3 separate regions of the Mus musculus genome follow, and regions 2 and 3 are each linked to region 1. Evidence: chromatin loops called from intact Hi-C (ENCODE). Cell type or tissue: left cerebral cortex. All regions are shown on one strand. Links, peaks and the distances in the headings refer to the core of each region. The heading gives the core; the rest is flanking DNA.

Region 1 (6,343 bases), core at 436-5,435:
ATTTCTGTTTTCTATAAAGATGACGGGATGCAGTATCAGAGGCCGCACTCTGCTTGGTTGCCCTGAATTTAGCTGAAGGTCACACCTAGTTTAAGAGATTAAAATCTGGCCAAGCCAGTCCCTGGGAATTGGAAGAGGGTCTGAGAACATTTTAAAGCTGAGAAGAGACAAATTTCACGCTCCTCTCATCAGAATCTTCCTTAGGCTCAAGGGTAAATTCCAGGTCCTTCTGTCTACACTGCTGTCTATCCTGATCACTAGCCATCCCGTAATAGGAAAGATCACCTGGGTTCAAGACGGAGATTCATGTGCAGCTCTATGAGAATGACAGTGTATCTTTGAAAATAGTCATCTATGCTATATTAGCCTGGCAATCAAACCTGATGCAAAGCTCATCTGTAGACTTCCTAGGATAATGCAACCAAGTTTTTAAACCTAAGCTGTACCTTTATGTCATAATTAGTTCTTCAGTTGTCTCAATCTTTTTTTTTTTTTTTTTTACTGTTTTCCTGTCAGTGCATTAACCAGATGAAAAGCAGGTAGGAAATCTGGAACCACAGTTATGCATGCTTCCTTCACTAGGATGGATTTTCCTCAGGGTTGTTTTATTAGATGACGACAACTGTAAGTTTTCCTTTCTCAGTGAGCCTTCCTTGAGCTACAGTATCCAAGTAGCTCTCTCCCCGCCTAGTCTCTTCTCTGATTGTTTGCAACCAAGCATTGCAAAGCCTCATATAATCTAACATCATTATCATGAGTCACAGCATCTGGCCCCTGGCCACCATCTTCAGATATCCCTCTTCTAAGGCTCCTCTTTTGCTTGCCTTTCAAAGTAGCTACTGTGATGTGCCTGGAGGCTGGCAGTTCTTCATCCTGAGCCTATTCACCCCCAAATATCAATAATTTGTTTCCTCCCTTTATCTGGTGCTCCTCTCAAATGTCACAAGCTCAAGGGGTCTTTCCTTGACTAATATATCTATGACGGTGTTTTGTTTTTTTTTCTTTTGTTCAGTTTTAGTTTTTCTCCAGCAGCCTCATTTCTGTACATTGTATCTCTCTCATAAGCATGCCAATGCCATTAGATTTTACCTATGGTACCATCACAGTGCTTAAAGAAGTGTTTGGAATGAGGCCGACACTCAATATTTTTTAGTCAATCAGTCCCTTACCATTTGTCTTCCCTAATAGATGCTTAGGATTCATAGAAATGGGAAACCTTTCTTCTTGTGGTCCTGTAGCACAGAGGTTCTTAACTTTCCCAACACTATGGCCCTTCAGTATAATTCCTCATGTGTGGTGACCTCCAACCCCACCCCGTGCCAGCCATAAAACTATTTTTGTTGTTACTTTATGACTGTAGTTTTGCTACTGTTATGACTCATAATGAAAATATCTGACATGCAACCCTTGTGAAAGGGTTGTTTGGGTTGTGGCCCACAGGTTGAAAATTGCTGCCATAATCTGTAGTATGTAAGAGGTAAAAAATGTATTTTAACATAATCTGTAGTATGTAACAGGCAAGAAATGTATTTTAACATAATCTGTAGTATGTAACAGGCAAGAAATGTATTTTAAATGAACAGATGAGTGACTTGTTTGTATGCCCCAAACAAGCAAGTAAACAAACAAACAAACTTTCCTAGCAGCTCTTGTGACAGAAATTAGAATTTTCATTTGTCTAGCTTCTCAATAGACACTGGTCCCAAAATAAAGTGTGACTTATATTACGGTCTCAATAAGTAAATGAATAATATCAAGAAACAGTTAAAAAAAAAAAGGAGTCTACTCTGTCCACAGCTACCCTGTGGTCTGCAATGCTGGCTGGTCCAATGTCATGATGGCAGTTTAACAGTTTTGGTATAGAGACAGATATGTGAAAACACTCCAGGCACTCTTTTTATTCCTTAGGGCTATCCTGGATCTTCAAGTCTTGTTTCCCAGACAGAAAATCAAGATGGGTGTGACTTCTAAGAGTCTTATTTTAAGTTATCCTATAGGAATTTGAGGCAAGTAAGTCTTAATTTCAACCCTGTAGCTTTGACTTGTTTCCTTAAAAACTTGGGCATTAGGAATTTGGGTCTCTGATATAGCTGTCTTTTGTGAGACTATGGCGGGGCCTAGCAAACACAGAAGTGGATGCTCACAGTCAGCTATTGGATGGATCACAGGGCCCCCAATGGAGGAGCTAGAGAAAGTACCCAAGGAGCTAAAGGGAACTGCAACCCTATAGGTGGAACAACAATATGAACTAACCAGTACCCAGGAGCTCTTGTCTCTAGCTGCATATGTATCAAAAGATGACCTAGTCGGCCATCACTGGAAAGAGAGGCCCATTGGTCATGCAAACTTTATATGCCCCAGTAGAGGGGAACGCCAGGACCAAAAAGTGGGAGTGGGTAGGTAGGGGAGTGGGGGGGAGGGTATGGGGGACTTTTGGGATAGCATTGGAAATGTAAATGAGGAAAATACCTAATAAAAATATTTTTTTTTAAAAAAAGGAATTTGGGTCTGATAATTGTGAAGCTGTGCAGCTTTAACAGTCTGAAATTCAGGTGTTCTGACTTGGGTCTCATCGTTCGGCCACCTACTGGAGACTTTAGGTCACTGCAAGCTTCTGGAGTTCCATTTGACACACTCTATGGCATATATATGGATTTTTTTTTCTACTCCTATGGATACTATGATGTTCATATTGACACCCCCCCCCAGCTGTGATACTGTCCAAATGGACTCTACATCCTTGATTCCAAAGGACACCAATTGAGAACCAAATCGCCTACTTAGAGGTAGCATAGCCTTAAGAATATTAATGTTTCTTTTCTGTAAATGAAAATCCTAGAAAAGAACCAGGAGTCCTAACCATACCTCCTCTGATTGCAGAAGATGCACTTGGTAGTTCCTGACACAAATCCCATTTCCTTCTTTCCTGTTGCCCACTAGTTACAATCCTCCTTAGGCCCGAGATGCCACATTCCCTTTAATCCCAGCACTCAGGAGGCAAAGGCAGGCAGATCTCTGAGTTCAAGGCCAGCCTGGTCTACAAAGCAAGTCCCAGGACAGCAAGGACTACATAAAGAAACCCAGTCTTGCTAAACAGGTGTGGCTGGTAGAGATCCACCAAGTGAATCTGGGAACGGTTCATAGCCACCGCCTTACGTGCTCCTTTCTAGCATCCTTGCTAGCTCTGCAGGGCCATAACCTCATAACTGTACCCCAGTTCCGTATGAAATCTGTATAACAAACAGTTCTCCATTTACTCCAGCTTCAGTTCACTATCACTAGTCTACATTGACTTTATACTCCATCACAAGTCAGGGATGATGAGAAATTCAAAGATGGGTTAAGAAATGGCTTCGTCCCTCAAGGAGCTTTACACATTGGGGGAGACTAAAGGAAAGAAGGATTGTAAATTATAAAGGCTTTGATGGAGCCAAAAGCTTTTGAGTGAGCAAATTTAGAGTGTATAACATGGGCCACCAACGTATCAAATGGCACTCTGGAAACTTGGAGTGACCCAAAATCGCCAGTAGGTGGCCAAACGCTGAGCCCTAAGTTGGGTTAACCGAATTACAGGCTGCTAACACTGCACATCTTCACAATTATCAGACCTTCATGTCCTAATGCCCAACCAAACCAGGACAAAGCTTAGAATCACATATTCCATCAACCTAATAAAATTACTTAACTTGGTGTACTATCATAGTGAATTAGAGGGAAGATAACTTCACGGACTTCTTACACACAGAGCACTTAAAGCCAGTGGTTCAATAATTCAGATGTTCCCATAGATAACCTGACTGGGCTTCCTTTGTTACTTACTCTACAGATCTAATCACAGAAGGACAGGTACCCTCTGAATATAAACAAGAACACACTTTAAATCTTGGTCTTCTCTAGATAGCTGACTGGGGTGTCCAAGGGCTAAGATAAACTTCCCCAAAGTGGACTAGTTGCATTGCTAATAGTAGTGGTGGGATGTAAATTTGCTTGAGTATGTTGTCTTCTTGGAGTGTTTGCATCTAACATAGTTAGAACTTGGGTTGTTTAATATAGTTAAACTTGGGGTGTTTAATGACTGTAATTCAGTAATGGGACAATAGAAGAGCTCATCACATTAAAACAGAAATAACTTGGGAAACCCATCGTTTTTAATAGCCTGCCATCTGTTTGGCTCTTACCAGCAATGGATTTATCCTGCTTAGTACAGATGATATTGGGACTAAAATCATAGATTATACGACGGACTTCTGAGCTCTTTACTCTTATTAATCTGTAAACGAACATTTCCCAACATAAAAATCAATTATTTTTCAACTCTTACCCTAAGTAAGGTTGCTATGGGCACCGCATAATATCCGTTCTGGCACCAACAGATTGAGTTAAAGTCACCAGAGATCTCTCCACATTAAGAACCTCAAATACAGTTTACCAGCTTTGCCACTGTGCTCGCTGTACGATGCTCTTTTTGCTTTGCTGGGCCGCTAGTTTAATCCTCCAGAAAGAGAAATTTTAGAGGGACAAGGACTAAATCATTTTCTTCTGAGCACAGCATTTTCAAATGACTGCACCGGGTCCTAAGCCCCGCCGCTGCGGACCCAGAGCTAGAGGTGCCCTCTCTCTGCAGAGCTGGGGACTCTGGAGCCCTAATAACTAACTGGACCTGGTGAGGCAGAAAGGAAACTCCCATCCACCGCCAGGTACTACTCGGGTGCACTCAGCAGGGCCCGATCCTAGAGAAAGGTTTGGAAAGGTTTGGAAAGGTTTGAGCAAAAGCTCTTTCCGTTTCAGCCAAAGAGTAGGACGCACAGGTCACAGGCTAGAAGTTAAACAGTTACCCAGCCTGCGCTTTGTCTCCGCGCCTTCTGCAGCCCAGGCACTGAGGTACACTTGACTGGTGAAGAACAAGGTTTGCTGGAGCAGGAGACAGGAGTTGCTACCTCCCTGGAACTGCAGGCTGAGGGAGTACCAAGACCAGAGCCGCAGCTCCGAGCGGGAAGCTGGAGCCAAGCCGGCTCGGCTCCGGATGCGGTGTCCCTGAGCCAGCGAAGGTTGCCCGAGCTCTGCTCTGCCCTTTCGCCCGAGGGCAGCGCCCTAGCCAGGCAGTCCCGCGGCTTTGCACCCAGCTTCCCAGCCAAGCGCCCTGCCGCCCTGGGGCGATCTCCCAGTCACAACAGCTGCACAGACCCCTCATCTCCAGCGCGGGGACAAACTTCCTCCCTTCGGGTCCCCGCGCCGGCAGTTGGCAGCTAGCTTCCCCACTGGTCCCTTAGCAAGCTCTGGCTGGGAGAGCTTTCTCTGCCCCTCTTCAACCTCCAGTCACCAGCGCTCAGCGGTCCCGGCGCATCCTCTCCAACAAAGCCGGGGCCCGGAGGCGACCCGGCGAGGGACCGAGACTGTCAGCTGAAACATTCGAGCCCTGGCAAGCACCTACGCCCCGGAGAGCGCAGCAAGAAGGGGCAGCGGGGACCAGGAGAGGAGAGAGGGGAAGAAAGTGTCCTGCTCCGGGCGCGAAACCCTCCTGGGCTGATCCTCCTCCCCCAGCTGCCCCTGCCCGAGCGCATCCTGCCTTCCCTGTGGGACTGGGCAGGGCGGAGGGCGAAGCGGTGCGGACTGTGTGGCCTGACGGACCAGCCGCTCCCTTACCTCTGTCCAGAGTAAGCGGCTGGACCACTGTCAATGTCGCCATGTCTGCCGTGGGAGCCGAAGTGACGCTCGGCTTCAGCATCAGCAACCGCTTGTAGTGAGAAAAAGAGGAGGAGATTGGGGGCGGGGGTGGAGAGGGAAGACGGAAAGGAGGGGGAGGAGGGGGAGGCAGGAAGGTGGTGATGGAGGAGAAGAAAGCTCGGGTGGGTTGGTAGCCAGATGGAGACTCAACTGTTCCGCCGCGGCGAATCTTCAGTGCGGCGCCAAGCAGGGCAGGTAGCCGCGAGCGCCTGCCTGGCCAAGGAGCTGAGAAAGGAACGCTCAGCCCTAGAACTTTGCTCGCCCACCCGTCAGTAGCTCTGGGTGGCTGTAGCAGGTTTGCTGTCTTTCAACTTTCCACCTAAGCATAATGGTCAGAATGCACTCGAACCCAGAAGAAGAGGACTCAGAAACGGGAGAGAGACAGACAGGGGTAGAGAGGTGGGGGGACAGAATTCTTTTCAGATTAAGAAAAAATTTCAACCTCCCTTTCCACATCCCTTTCCAGAGGAAACGCCACTAGCCGTGGGAGATGTTGCTATATCATTGTAGTTGCTGTTAATTTCTGTTGAAGCTTTTTGTTTAGAACGTCCACTCTCAACAGCACAAGGTAACCGACTGAGGGCCAGGCAGGGTTCTGTTAAGTCAGTGTTCGTTTAGG
Region 2 (6,343 bases), core at 581-5,580, 340 kb after region 1:
TAATATACAGTCCTTTCTATGATTTTACTGTCTGTTATCGACACACCCAATTTTACGATTTAGTTTCTCATGTCTTTTTAGTGAGGAAAGCTCGCTTTTAAACACTGTTAGAAATAGAATGTGACATGTTTTAGCAAGAAGTAATTTGTGATGCACTCTACAGCGCATGACTTTTAATGTTATTATTGTATTAACTTGATATTAAATGGCTATAATTTGGGATAATCAGAAACATGTTTCAGTGTGTTTCAAAAGAATTGATATCAATATATATCTTTATTTATACATATATATCAACCTACCTATATATATTCATATTTCTGGGTCTGTTTAATATTGCTTGTGTGTATACAATGTTAGGACTGAGTATTTGGTATTGGATAACCAATTAGAAGGCTAAATAAAAATTTAAAAGGGTATTAAATTAGTAAACGTGAAATCAGTAGATAGTCTATGAAAAATTCCTGTCAGAAATAGCTGCAAAGAAATTTGTTCTTTCTGTCCTTTGTAAGAGAAAATGGAGCTGTCCCATAGATTTTATAAATTTAAAAGGACGTTATTATTCTTGCAGATCCCTGAACAAGAAATAGCCTTCTGTGACTGTGTAGTAATAAAATCTATTTTAAACACTGATTAATCTTTCAAAGCCTAGCAAGGAGCTGGAGAACTGAGAACCCTGGAGGAAGTTCAGAGCGCTCCCCTGAAAACTGTGACGTAAAATCTCTAGTTCAGGGTTAGTGTGGCAATATGAGGTGGAGCCAGCATGAGGCCTTTCTCTCAGCTCGCTCTTATGCTGTAGACAGTGTTCCTGGGAAAGAAGTTGGACTCTGAACCTTCATTCTTTCATGTGTAGCTAAAGTTTCCATTTGTTAATTAATCTAATCATATCGCTGGTAGTGTGGGAATCCACTCTCAATACGGAGCCTGGGCAGCCCAGGGCAGCCTCTTTGTACATCTCTCTCAGGAAAGAGCAATCTGATCAAGTACCCTGTTTTCAACAAGAAGGATTACACCAAGATAATCGAATATATTGTTGTGTAGTGCTGTGTCCTCTCTAAAGAGCCCCAGCAATTTCAGTTCCCCACAATGTTAAATGACTATTGTATGTAAGTAGTGACACAATTTCTGGTATATCGTGAGGATCCTGATGAAGATCCTGAACAACTGTAAGCACGTTGTAGAATACGCCAGTGGGAGAGGAACTGGAAAAGCATCCTCCTCCCTCCTGCTGTGGAGACCAAAAGACATAGAGAATGATTGATTTAAAAAAAAAATAACATTAAAGAAATTATTAAGGTTTTGCAACAGAAATTATCATTCCCCTCTTTTCTTCATGCCCTCCAGTTTTCCCATATGAACCCCTATGTCTCCTCTCTTTCCCCTTAAATTCTATTAAATTCATGGCATCTATTTCTATGATCATCATTGTTATATATGATCAATATTGTTATATATATGTGTGTGTGTACATGTGCATATGTGTATGTAAATATAAATACAACATAATGAGTCTGTCTAATGTTGCTTGTATGTAAAATTCTTTAAAATGTGCCCTCAAAAACTTGATTATGTTTCCTTCAGAACTTACGGATCTTATAAATTCAATAAAGTGGCCTATATAAAAGTGGCCATATTTGGAACAACAATGACAGCTATTTACCAAGAAAGTTAGTTGTGTTTTAAGTAGCATTCTTGTCTTAGCTCCTTAATGCAAGTCCATTATCAGTGCTTCATTGGCTTCACATGGAGGAAAAGCTTTCACTGTCCTCCTTGTGGGGTTTTGATTGATTTCTTGATCTCAGATGTTGTCAACATGCATTTTTGATGCTTTTCTCTTAAATTGTCCATTTAAAACTGCCATTTACGATGCAAATGTCATTAGTAGAACAACTAAGAAAGCCTCCCCTCTTCCTTTCTTGTTTCTACTGAATGGTTGAATGACATCATATTTTATCCAGTATTATAATGTACTTTATTTAGAGCTGACACGACATTCCGGAAAAATGAAACATTGTGATATTATATTCCAGGGGACTGTATGACTTATCCACAAATTATCTTTGGCTTTTAAAAATAATCAGCAGTTTCCTAACCAGATCAACATGTATCCCCATTAAAGATAGAAAAGCGAAGCAACTGGATGATAATTGGTAAAAAGTACACTGGAGAAGTTTTAGTATTTATATTTGGTTACCTGTATTGTCTTACTAGTTACACAACCAAATACCTGAAAGAAGTATTCAATAATGACCTTTGAATAGATCATAGCATCTTACAAATTAAGTTTCAGATGTTTGGAGCACTATTGAACACATTGTTGATGACCATTAACTCTAGATAACCAAGTAAAATGGCCATTCTTCATTCATCCAATCAAATAGACACTATCTAGCCTACCTGTATGTAAGTTGCTCTGGGTAAATATTCTGTTGTCAAGACTGGCAAGCAACTATAGTAACTACCTAAGAAAATCAGGCACTAAGTTATGTCTATATTTTCAATATATGGATTTTAAAAGTAAGATTCTAAAAAAAAAAAATTGTGAAGCAGTTTGGAATGTCTCCAGACAGAGAATGAATTCCTTTCTTAAAGCACTAATTTAGCATGCATTATTTTCAGTTGTGAGCATGGAAATTCTTACAACCCAGGAGTTTAGAGAAGGGATGCACTCATGACTTGTATATCCAAACAGGACCATGTGAGGTCACACATTGGATCTGTACCAAATGATTTTGTTTATCTTGAGTATTCTGAGTGTTTTGAAAAAAGAAACTGCAGTTTCACTATGACTTCATAAAAATAAAACCAGTAAAACAGCAACAGTAACAAAAATCACGTGGATCTTAAAGGTGGCACACTCCTCATTCTGTTGTGTTTTGTTTTATTCTGTCTTTCTGGCTTTTTATTCTACTTTGCCAACTCTCTCTCTCTGTCTCTCTCTCTGTCTCTCTCTCTCTCTCTCTCTCTCTCTCTCTCTCTCTCTCTCTCTCTGTCTCTCTCTCTCTCTCTCTCTCTCTCCCTTTGTGTGTATCTCCATTAGATATTGGGGTTTCTTATGTCCTTCAAACTTTCTTCTTGCTACTTTCTTCCTAAATAATCTGATCTATGTCTATAACTTCCGTTGTCATCTTTGCATGGATCAGAAGTAAATGTGATATTTAGATCGTGAATCTTCTTGGATCCCTGTATACAACTAACTCTTTTACTTGGGTGTCTTGAAAGCATCTGAAGGGACTGGCTGTCTCTCTGGTGTTTTTTCCTAAGTACCTTTTATAACAAATATGCCACTTTGGTACTGGTGAGTCAGGGATGTTGTGCATATGTGAGGGCACAATCTATATGGGAAGTTTCTACTTTCGGCTTAGTTTATTATAATTTTATGGCTGCTGTACAAAATGTGCTTTAAAATTTCACTCTGACCTTATGCTGCCTCTTCCTGAAGTTGCTGCATTCTTTCCCAGTTTTGCTAAAATAAAGGTTGAGTTAAGATCCCTAAAGAGCTCCCATTTAATAGGTAGCTGCTTCTCATCTACTGTCGTCACCAATGTCTTTCTGTGTTCTCCAGCCTCACCCACTTCTTCATCTGAATGCATGTTGCATAGTTTCGCTGAGATTTTCTCCTCCTCCTTATGTGGTAAATGTCTATCCATATATTCTTATCATCATCTGCTAAGGGATGAGGTCCATATTCTTGGGCCTAGATAACACATTTCCTTAGAAGCTGTATCCCTTTTCAATATACACGTTCATAAAAATCAAGCAAACATCTTCCCTGGTGGACTAAGCTCCATTAAATGATACTCTATGTATTTCTGCTCTTCCTTGAGCTTGCTGTATTAACACTGTGGTTTAGAAAGCATCCGATATTAGTCAAATGCATGAATAGAAGATAGAAAAATCTCTAGGGAAGGAGCTTTGTATTCAGATTATTGGCTGCTCTTTCTTGTTAGACTGGTGAGAAACCTGAAATATGAATCAATCTCAGAGGAGGACATAAAAGTAAAACAGGTACAGTTTTATAAGTCCCACCTTAGCATACCCTTAAACTACAGGCATTTATGTCCTGTGGTAGATCAATCTGTGTTCCTAGAGAGATGGCTGTATTGTTCTGTATAGCCTAGAGAGCTTAGGGGACCACTATATGTTGTGGTGCATACCTTTAATCCCAGCACTCAAGAGGCAGAAGCAGGCAGATCTCAGAGTTGAGGGCCAGCATGATAAACAGAATAAGATGCCTGACAGCCAAGGTAACATAGTAAAACCTTGTATCAAAATGAAAGGAAGGAAGGAAGGAAGGAAGGAAGGAAGGGAGGGAGGGAGGAATTACTTCCTATAGTGGTGATAATCTGATAACAGGACTACTCTTCATGACAAACCTCCCGTAAGTGCTAGAAAATCCTCTCTAGGTGGAAGGACAACCCACTGAGGAGAATACTGTTTATTCCTCAAAAATCAATCTACTCCCTCATCTTGGGACATCCTTATTAGGTAGGCGTCCCTGAAATGAAGTCAAATACACTCAAGGTTTCCCATTCGAGATGGCCCGTGTGCATTGTTTGCGTGCGGTACCCACAGCACGGCACGTTCTTTGATTTCGTTAATAAGCAATTAAGAAGCAGCAACAAGTTACTACTTTTCTGGGTAAGCTAAGCAAATTGTCTTTGTCTCCTTCAGCTCTTAGGAACAATCGTGGGAATCTGAACTGTTCACCTCAGATGCTGTGACATGAACCGGTTGGGAATTTCTGGACAGCAGCTCTGAATTTCGTCATTCTTTTTCTTACGTGTTAAGATTATAAGTGTATATGTCATCTAACGGCAGGTCTTTTCTCATTACAGTCAGTCCTCTCACACGGCACTGTGGCTGACTGCGCTGTGGTTGGCAAGGAAGACCCCTTGAAAGGTCACGTCCCCTTAGCACTCTGCGTGTTGAAGAAAGGTGAGGCATGTTTGTCATCTGTTACTGTTTGGCCCTAAACGAGTGGCATTAATTTGGTACTTAACGGCTCAACTTTCTCCCTAGACGTAAATGCATCAGAAGAACAAGTTTTGGAAGAGATTGTGAAACATGTTAGGCAGAGCATTGGCCCTGTGGCTGCTTTTCGAAATGCGGTTTTCGTCAAACAGTTACCCAAAACCAGGTCTGGCAAAATTCCACGGTCTACACTGTCTGCCCTGGTTAATGGCAAGCCTTATAAGGTAAATGATTTAGAATCTTTAATGCTGAGTCCTGCAATAATTTTCACAATGTCTTTGGCACCAGGAAAGCTCTATTGGATTAAAGTTTTCAACATGAATTTTATCTACACCAAGCCATCTTCATTCTCTATGAGGAGAGCTTGAGAAAGAAGCATTGGTTAAAACCACGTGCTTTAATCATAGGAACTGTTGTGTGAACATTGCTTTCAGCAGTTTTATAAACTTCAAACAGACTTGCAGAAATTCATTCCTTTGAACTAAATGCACACATTACTTGATTTCAGTCACTAATGACCATCCACGATGAGAAAGTGAAGTGTTTGAGAAGTCTAAAATGTTCTAACCTATCACTTCTAATTATTTTTACTATTTTGAGGGAAATCATTTTTGGAAACTTTAGACTGATTCAAGCACATATATATGTCAATGTCAAGGCATGTTATTGGCGTAGAGATCTATAATTTCATCAAAAATTTATATAATAATAATAACTTTCTAAGCAATTTTCAGAATAAATAAAATGCTGGAGAAATATGTAGAAATACGAGCAATTTTGCTAAATAAATTCTTTCCTTCATTATCCTAAAAGATCAGTATTTAAGTATTTGGCTTGAAGTTCCCTATTTTACAGGTGTTTTATGAAATAACTGGGGGTATAAATTCTTTGCACCTATAGTCCCAGTATTTAGGAGGTAAAGCAAGGCAGATAAGGAACCCAAGGCTGAGTTTTCATACCCAAGACATTTGAAGCCAACCTGTACTCCATGAGACCCTATCTCAAGAAAAAAAATCAAAACAAATAAAAATCAACAAAAATGAATGGTGAAACAACGCATGTCACTGTTTGTTGTACAAAGTCACAGCAAAGTTCACGGGAGGACGCGCATCTGACACTGCCTATTTATTTCCAGGTGACCCCTACGATTGAGGACCCCAGCATTTTTGGTCACATTGAAGAAGTGCTGAAGCAGGCTGTGTGATTTTTGCTTCCTACGTTCAACCACTTGGTCTTAACTTTCTAGCTGGATTTAAGTCATTTATTTTCTATAAATGAATACTTGAAACAAAATCCCTTATCAACTCAGATGTGAGCTGTAGTGTTTTGTCAGTCTAGTAGCCCCTGAAAGAGACTATATATATTGTTT
Region 3 (6,343 bases), core at 581-5,580, 460 kb before region 1:
TTTTCCACAGTCATTGTAAGTGTTTCTCTTTAGTGCAGGAACTTCCATGGGTCCCAATATGCAAGCAGAACTCCTCCACTACCAAAGTGAAGAATTTTTATCTGTCCATTAACAAAGCACACTTTGCATTTTAACACCTTTTTCAGTGACTTTCTCAATCCCAGCGTGAGAAAGGCAACTAATTTTAAGCAGATTATAAAAAGTAGACTGTGTTCTTGTGTTCAGGGCCGCTTTTTAGCATCTTATACAACTATAAAATCTGCAGTCGTGACTGCACTTCACGTAGTCTAAGTCTGTGCTCGCTTTCCATGACACCATTTGACCATAAAGAACTGGTACACAGTTTTGTTAGTCTTTTGAAATTTTGAAATTAGTATTTGTTAAGTCGCAATGGTTTTTACATACCAAGTAATTGCATTTTGAGAATCATATTGGCTTTCTTTCTCTTTAACTCACTTAAATTTTTACAAATGTTAGTTTTGTGGATTTGAGGTATACAAAATTTATATAAAATAGCCATTCAAAGTAGTTGTACATATGAGGGGTAAAGAATAATAAATGCCACAGCAAAATCCCACAATGTCCATGAAACGTAAATCTGAAAATAGTACATTGTAAAATTTTCCCTCTCCACATGTCATTTTGTCACCCTCTCAAAACCATGACCCTTTCTGGCTCTATTTAAACTGCTTTGCTATAATATAACACGAATTTGATGCCATCAAACCTCATTATTGTGTATTTTAGTATAGTTATTGTCATCTCATTTCATTTAAATTTGGATTTATGTTTATTTTTATTTATTGTGTAAGTGTGTGCAAGCAGGAATATCACAGCATGTGTCAGAAGACAAATTTCAGGTTTTCTTCTTCTTTTCTCATGACAGTTCCAGGGATAGAACTCAGATCATCAGCTTTGATGGCAAGCACATTTATCAACTGAGGCATCTTCCTGGGCCCCCTCAGAATATATATATATATATATATATATATATATATATACACATATATATATATATACATACATACATATATATACATATACATATATATATTCATAAACTGTTGCTTACAAATTGTATGCCCTTTTAATATTAGAACTCTCCATTTCCCTTCTTCATATCATAAATCATTTTGCATAACATCCTTCCTCTCAAAATATGTAAGTCTTGATTATGTACACATCAATAGGTGTTCTAAATTGGCAAAATAATTATATAAGATGATATTCTAGTGTTTGACATTTTCCTAAATCTGATTTTTTAAAAAGATAGATAAGATCTTCAAAGTGGTGAAAAATCACACTATATTATACCAGATAAAAGTTGTTCTTCTTTGGTGAATATTGAATACAGGGGGGATTCTTTTTTTTTTTCCACCCATGCTTCTGTCCTTTTATTTAGCCCAGTGATTCTCACCCTTTCTAATGTTTCTACCATCTTATACAGTTTCTTACATTGTGGTGACCCCCAACCATACAATTAGTTTTGATGCTACTTCATAACTGATTTTGTTACTGTTATGAATAATAATGCAAATTTTATCTGTGTTTCTGATGGTCTTAGGCAGCCCCTGTGAAAGAGTTGTTTAGTCCCCAAAGGGGTCACAACCCACAGGTTGGAAACCAATGTTTTAGCCTATGCTCATACCCTCATAAACTGTAATCTAGTTCTTACTTTTGTGATTATAAAAAGATAAATATTGAGATATGTTCTATGCTAAGAATATTAAGATATGTTCTATGGGGGTATGTCTTAGCGGGCCCATATCAAGGCATCCCTTCCCCTTGAGGGACCAGCCACAGGGTAGTATGGCATAGAATAGAGTTTATTTAGAGCCTGGGAAGGGGAGTTATGAGGGTAGTAGAGGCAGGGAAAGGCAGAGAGAGAGAGAGAGCCATGACTACATGGAGAGAGGTGGAGAGAGGGGGAAGGGAGGGGGAGCAGAGAGGGAGCAAGAGATCAAAAGACAAGAGGGCACAAAAGAAGGGAAAGGGAAGCAAGAGTCAGAGAGAGAGGAGGGGGCAAGCAGTACCTTTTATAGTGGGCTGTTGCCAGGTAACTCTGGGGAGGAGTATACCTGGCTATTGCCAGGTAACTGTGGAGGTGGAGTTTACACAGAATGCTAACACTTATCCTTTGAGTATTATATTTATTCCCTTATTAGATGTTTGCAATGGCATTCAAAGGGGCTCACATTAATTAGAACTCATTTCAGAAACTGATACTGAATATATAAACAAATATTTTCAGTTTGGCTGTAGGGATAGATTAATCGACAAACTTTATTATCTTTTCTTTGCTGTTCATTTCATTTTTTTTTTTACAAGATAAAAGAAGAACAACAACAGCTAGAACACATCCAAGAATAATTTGTTATTTGTGCGGTTTATCTTTGACTAGGACTGGAGTCCCAGTGAGCATCTGTCAAGGCAGAGTGACTAACTCTTCCCAGACGTTGTCTGGAAGTAGCTGGTGGAAGTTTTCAGCATTATGAAATCACGTGCATAGACTATGCTTCCGCTTTCATGGTACATTATTAAGGGCGCTGGGTGGAATTAAATTAGATTTGTTCATGCTGAAACCAATATTGCTGCATTCTGACATCAGACGGGAATGAAACTAAATATGCCTGAGCTATTTTGCTCATGTAAGCTGTGAAGTCCTTCTTTTTTTTTTTTTTTTTGCCAATCTAATAGACCCCTTTAACGTATACTCATTCTGTTGATTCTGGTCTTCTAGTGAACAAAAAGTGTTACAAAACCCTACAAGATAACATATTATTGGCCTATTTTTTAAAATATTTTTATTAGGTATGTTCCTCACTTACATTTCCAATGCTATCCCAAAAGTCCCCCATACCCTCCCCCCAACTCGCCTACCCACCCACTCCCACATTTTGGCCCTGGCGTTCCCCTGTACTGGGGCATATAGAGTTTGCCTGTCCAGTGGGCCTCTCTTTGCAGTGATGGCTGACTAGGTCATCTTTTGATACATATGCAGCTAAAGTCAAGAGCTCCCGGGTACTGGTTAGTTCATAATGTTGTTCCACCTATAGGGTTGCAGATCCCTTTAGCTCCTTGGCTACTTTCTCTAGCTCCTCCATTGGGAGCCCTGTGATCCATCCAATAGCTGACTGTGAGCATCCACTTCTGTGTTTGCTAGGCCCCCGCATAGTCTCACAAGAGACAGCTATATTAGGGTCCTTTCAGCAAAATCTTGCTAGTGTATGCAATGGTGTCAGCGTTTGGAGGCTGATTATGGGATGGATCCCTGGATATGGCCGTCTCTAGATGGTCCATTTCTTAAAGTGAACCCTAACTAACTGATTCTTTGAATGGAAAGGTCCAGAAATACATTCAGGAAACAGCCCAGTTCTCTGTCCTGTGTCTAGGCACCTGCACACTGTTTTTTATTAGGGTTGAAACTGCTTTAATGACAGTCCTCCAAACACTCAAGAAATACACACAGGTACAAAGACTGTAAGCATATTACATGCTTCAATATTCAAATACTTCTCTGTCTCTTTAAGAATGATTCATTAGACTATTCTCAGTTTTATATTGTGGGCATTGCCTGTGATTCCTTTGCAGTTCTTCCCCATATGGATTTCCACATTCTTTGCATTCTTTATGGGCAGTGAGCAGCCAGACAATGGAGATGCTAACTGCCTGTTGTCTGCCAGATTCTCCATTTGTATTTTAATTTCTCTGTTGTTCTATTAAGCTGACAATGGGTCACTATTCTCATAAGGCATATGCCTCACAGCAGCAGATGGCAGTTTTCACTGTGGCACTCACAGGAAATAAAGGTGAACCCAAAAAACATGCAGAATTTATAAGTTGCCATGTATCCAGTGAACTAAAATTATCAACTGTTAATATCGACGAAAACAACTATTTTAGTGCCCATTGACTCTGACTTTGTGGGATTTATGGACTTAGAGCTTGCCATGACTGGTGTCTTTTCCTGTATTCAAAACAAGATCTAGAAGAGTGTATTGATAATTTGGGTCCTTTATTATGCAGAAAAGTATTAAGGAGGCAAAAAGATATGCAATATGCATTATGTTAGTTTTTTATAAAGGAAGAGTGGCATTTTTTAAAAAATTCAATTACTTTTCTTGATGACTAACTTTGTCACAGTTTGGAATCTATCTAAGATATGTACTAATAATTTCATGTTTCTGAGGTTGTTTGCACAAAACCAGGATGTAATGTATTCCCTGTGCTTTAGAAGTCTGGGATGTTTGGATATAACATTACTCAGACACATACCACCTTTACTTCAGAGTTTAGAATTATCTTTCTGAGATTTTTCCTCTGTCAACTTTCAACTTCTCATATCTGCTAGGCAGAGCAAAAGAAATATCTTAGAGGGTCAGCACAAAAGATGAGAGTGTTTGGGGGCTGTTTTAAAGCAGGTACTTTGCTAAAGGCATTGGATTTTATTATTTGTGTCTTAAATGTTGTAGCCCCAAGTGAGGTTGAGTTTATGAACTGTAATAGAAACTGAAAATAGGAACTATTAACTGGCTTTCAGGTGGAATTCTGGATGAAGCCAATAGTTCAACATCCTGTGAACGCTAAATGAAAGAAAATATTTTGCTTTCCACTAAAAGATATGCTAATATTGAATAATAATTGTATTAGCTTACTTAGAGTACAATATCAGCATTATATGTGTGAACAGGTATGTGAATGCTATGTCAGTATATTTAAATAAAAAATGCTAGAACAAATTTCAAGGTATTTTTATTATAAGAAATCAGAACATCTAATACTGGCACACAGCAGTTTTAACACTGTAAATAACTAATAATTCAAGGCATATGCCTGCTCATACAGATAATACAAAGTTTTTATTTAAATGCAATTTCTCAATGAAGGAAGTATAGTTTTAGCACCATTTCTTAACCAAAAAATAGTTTCATAATAGACAACAAATAAAGAACCCAGAGAGCATGAATAAAGCTATTTCTGCAGATGGTGTGGGAGAACAGTTTTCCAAATGTTTCTGAAATAAATGTTGTAATAAGTAGCTTTTCATTAACCCGGAGAACATTCCAATCTAGTAGCGTTTCTCCAGGGATGGCTTTTTTAATTAGTGTTATGACTAAGAGAAACGAAAAGGAGGCTGCTGACCATCATCACGGTCAGCACTGGTAAATTCACTTTAGAGTTAATTAAAATCTACAGGATTAAAAAGAAAGGAAATAGCTATGTTTAGAGCCAAAAATCTCATTAGAGATGAAGGACTTAAACATGGATGCTGACAGCTTTGAGAAGGAGCACCGGTTTGCATGAACAGTGTATCAGTAATATTCCAGGCTTGGTCACATGTTGGTTAGGCAAGCCTGGGTTAATTGCCCAGTTGGAAAATAAGGACAATTATTCTTAAGAAGGTAAGGAAGCCTTATTAAAAATCAAGTGTGAAAATATTAGGGAATATGAAAAGTACTCAGAACCCAAGGCAGTATTATGATAAAATACCCACTATTTTCTGAATGTTCTTTTTTTTTTTTTTTTTTTTTGATAAAATACCAGTTAGTATTTTAAGAAAAAGTCCCTGCATGTGAAAACTAGAAGACATTGTCTTTGAATTGTAGTATTTGGATTCAATTAGCCTTTTCCAACATTTAAGCATCATTGGCATAGACTCCTGATCCAAACATATACAATCAAATAAAATATCCCTTTAAGTTGTGGGGTATCCTGGTCACAGTAAAGTCCGTTCAAGTGCAGATACTTGGTTAGTTATGATAGAAGACTTCTGCTAAGAACCTGACGTGTCTCGAGGGAGAAGGCTTAAAAATGCAACCATAGATAGCTGCATCACCACGTGGAAACTAAACAGTTTGGGCACTTATTATACACCAGCATGGAATTGTGTATCTAGGTGGCTACACTGAATATGTGCATGTCCCAAGTGCAGGTTTAGGCTCAGAGTGGCTCAGACCTCATTACACGGTGCAATTTTAATCTAGTTTCTAACTTTAAGGTGGGTGTGAAACTTTAGCTTCTGTCTGCCTCATTTTGAGGTGAGTGTTTTGTCTTCCACAATATTTTAATAGTTTTGTCTTTTTAAATCTTTCTTTCCTTGTGATCCCTCAAATGTGCTTAGAAGTAGGGAGATATAACTAACTAAATAAATAAATGGAACTGAAATATATTATGAGAATAAAAATTTATTTCAGATAGAAAAAACACAAATCAAAGAAACAATAAAGGGATATATATATATATATATATATATATATTCTAACATATATACATATATATGTATATATACAATATTCTAACATATATACATATATATGTATTAAAAGTCTCTATGAAAGTGTTT

The links. Peaks named below come from ENCODE experiments on the same cell type or tissue, not always from the same donor. Only the 100,000 strongest peaks of a DNase experiment are listed, where the experiment ranks them.
Region 2: it touches region 1 in a loop (6-fold over the local background); 8 of 42 quality-filtered maps call a loop at or near these places.
Region 3: it touches region 1 in a loop (2.4-fold over the local background); 2 of 42 quality-filtered maps call a loop at or near these places.

Annotation. Positions count from the first base shown.
Region 1 is chr10:107,271,243-107,277,585 of GRCm38, reverse strand. It overlaps Lin7a (lin-7 homolog A (C. elegans)), which reads right to left and starts at 5,755. Exons shown (of 6, transcript NM_001039354.1): 1 at 5,644-5,755. The coding sequence starts at 5,725. In left cerebral cortex, for the core only: CTCF peaks have their summits at 2,591 (motif pointing left), 3,537 (motif pointing right) and 4,635; DNase peaks (open chromatin) are centred at 4,718, 4,839, 4,878, 5,207 and 3 more places; H3K4me3 peaks cover 1,897 bases; H3K27ac peaks cover 1,342 bases.
Region 2 is chr10:106,935,999-106,942,341 of GRCm38, reverse strand. Acss3 (acyl-CoA synthetase short-chain family member 3) reads left to right here. Exons shown (of 16, transcript NM_001142804.2): 14 at 4,839-4,938; 15 at 5,023-5,198; 16 at 6,110-6,343. The coding sequence ends at 6,178. Among named protein-coding and RNA genes, the nearest start is that of Acss3, 180 kb to the left of the region's middle. In left cerebral cortex, for the core only: no CTCF peak of the experiment used is centred there; DNase peaks (open chromatin) are centred at 3,357 and 3,506; H3K27ac peaks cover 565 bases.
Region 3 is chr10:107,731,834-107,738,176 of GRCm38, reverse strand. No RefSeq gene overlaps it. Among named protein-coding and RNA genes, the nearest start is that of Ptprq, 15 kb to the right of the region's middle. In left cerebral cortex, for the core only: no CTCF peak of the experiment used is centred there; a DNase peak (open chromatin) is centred at 2,479.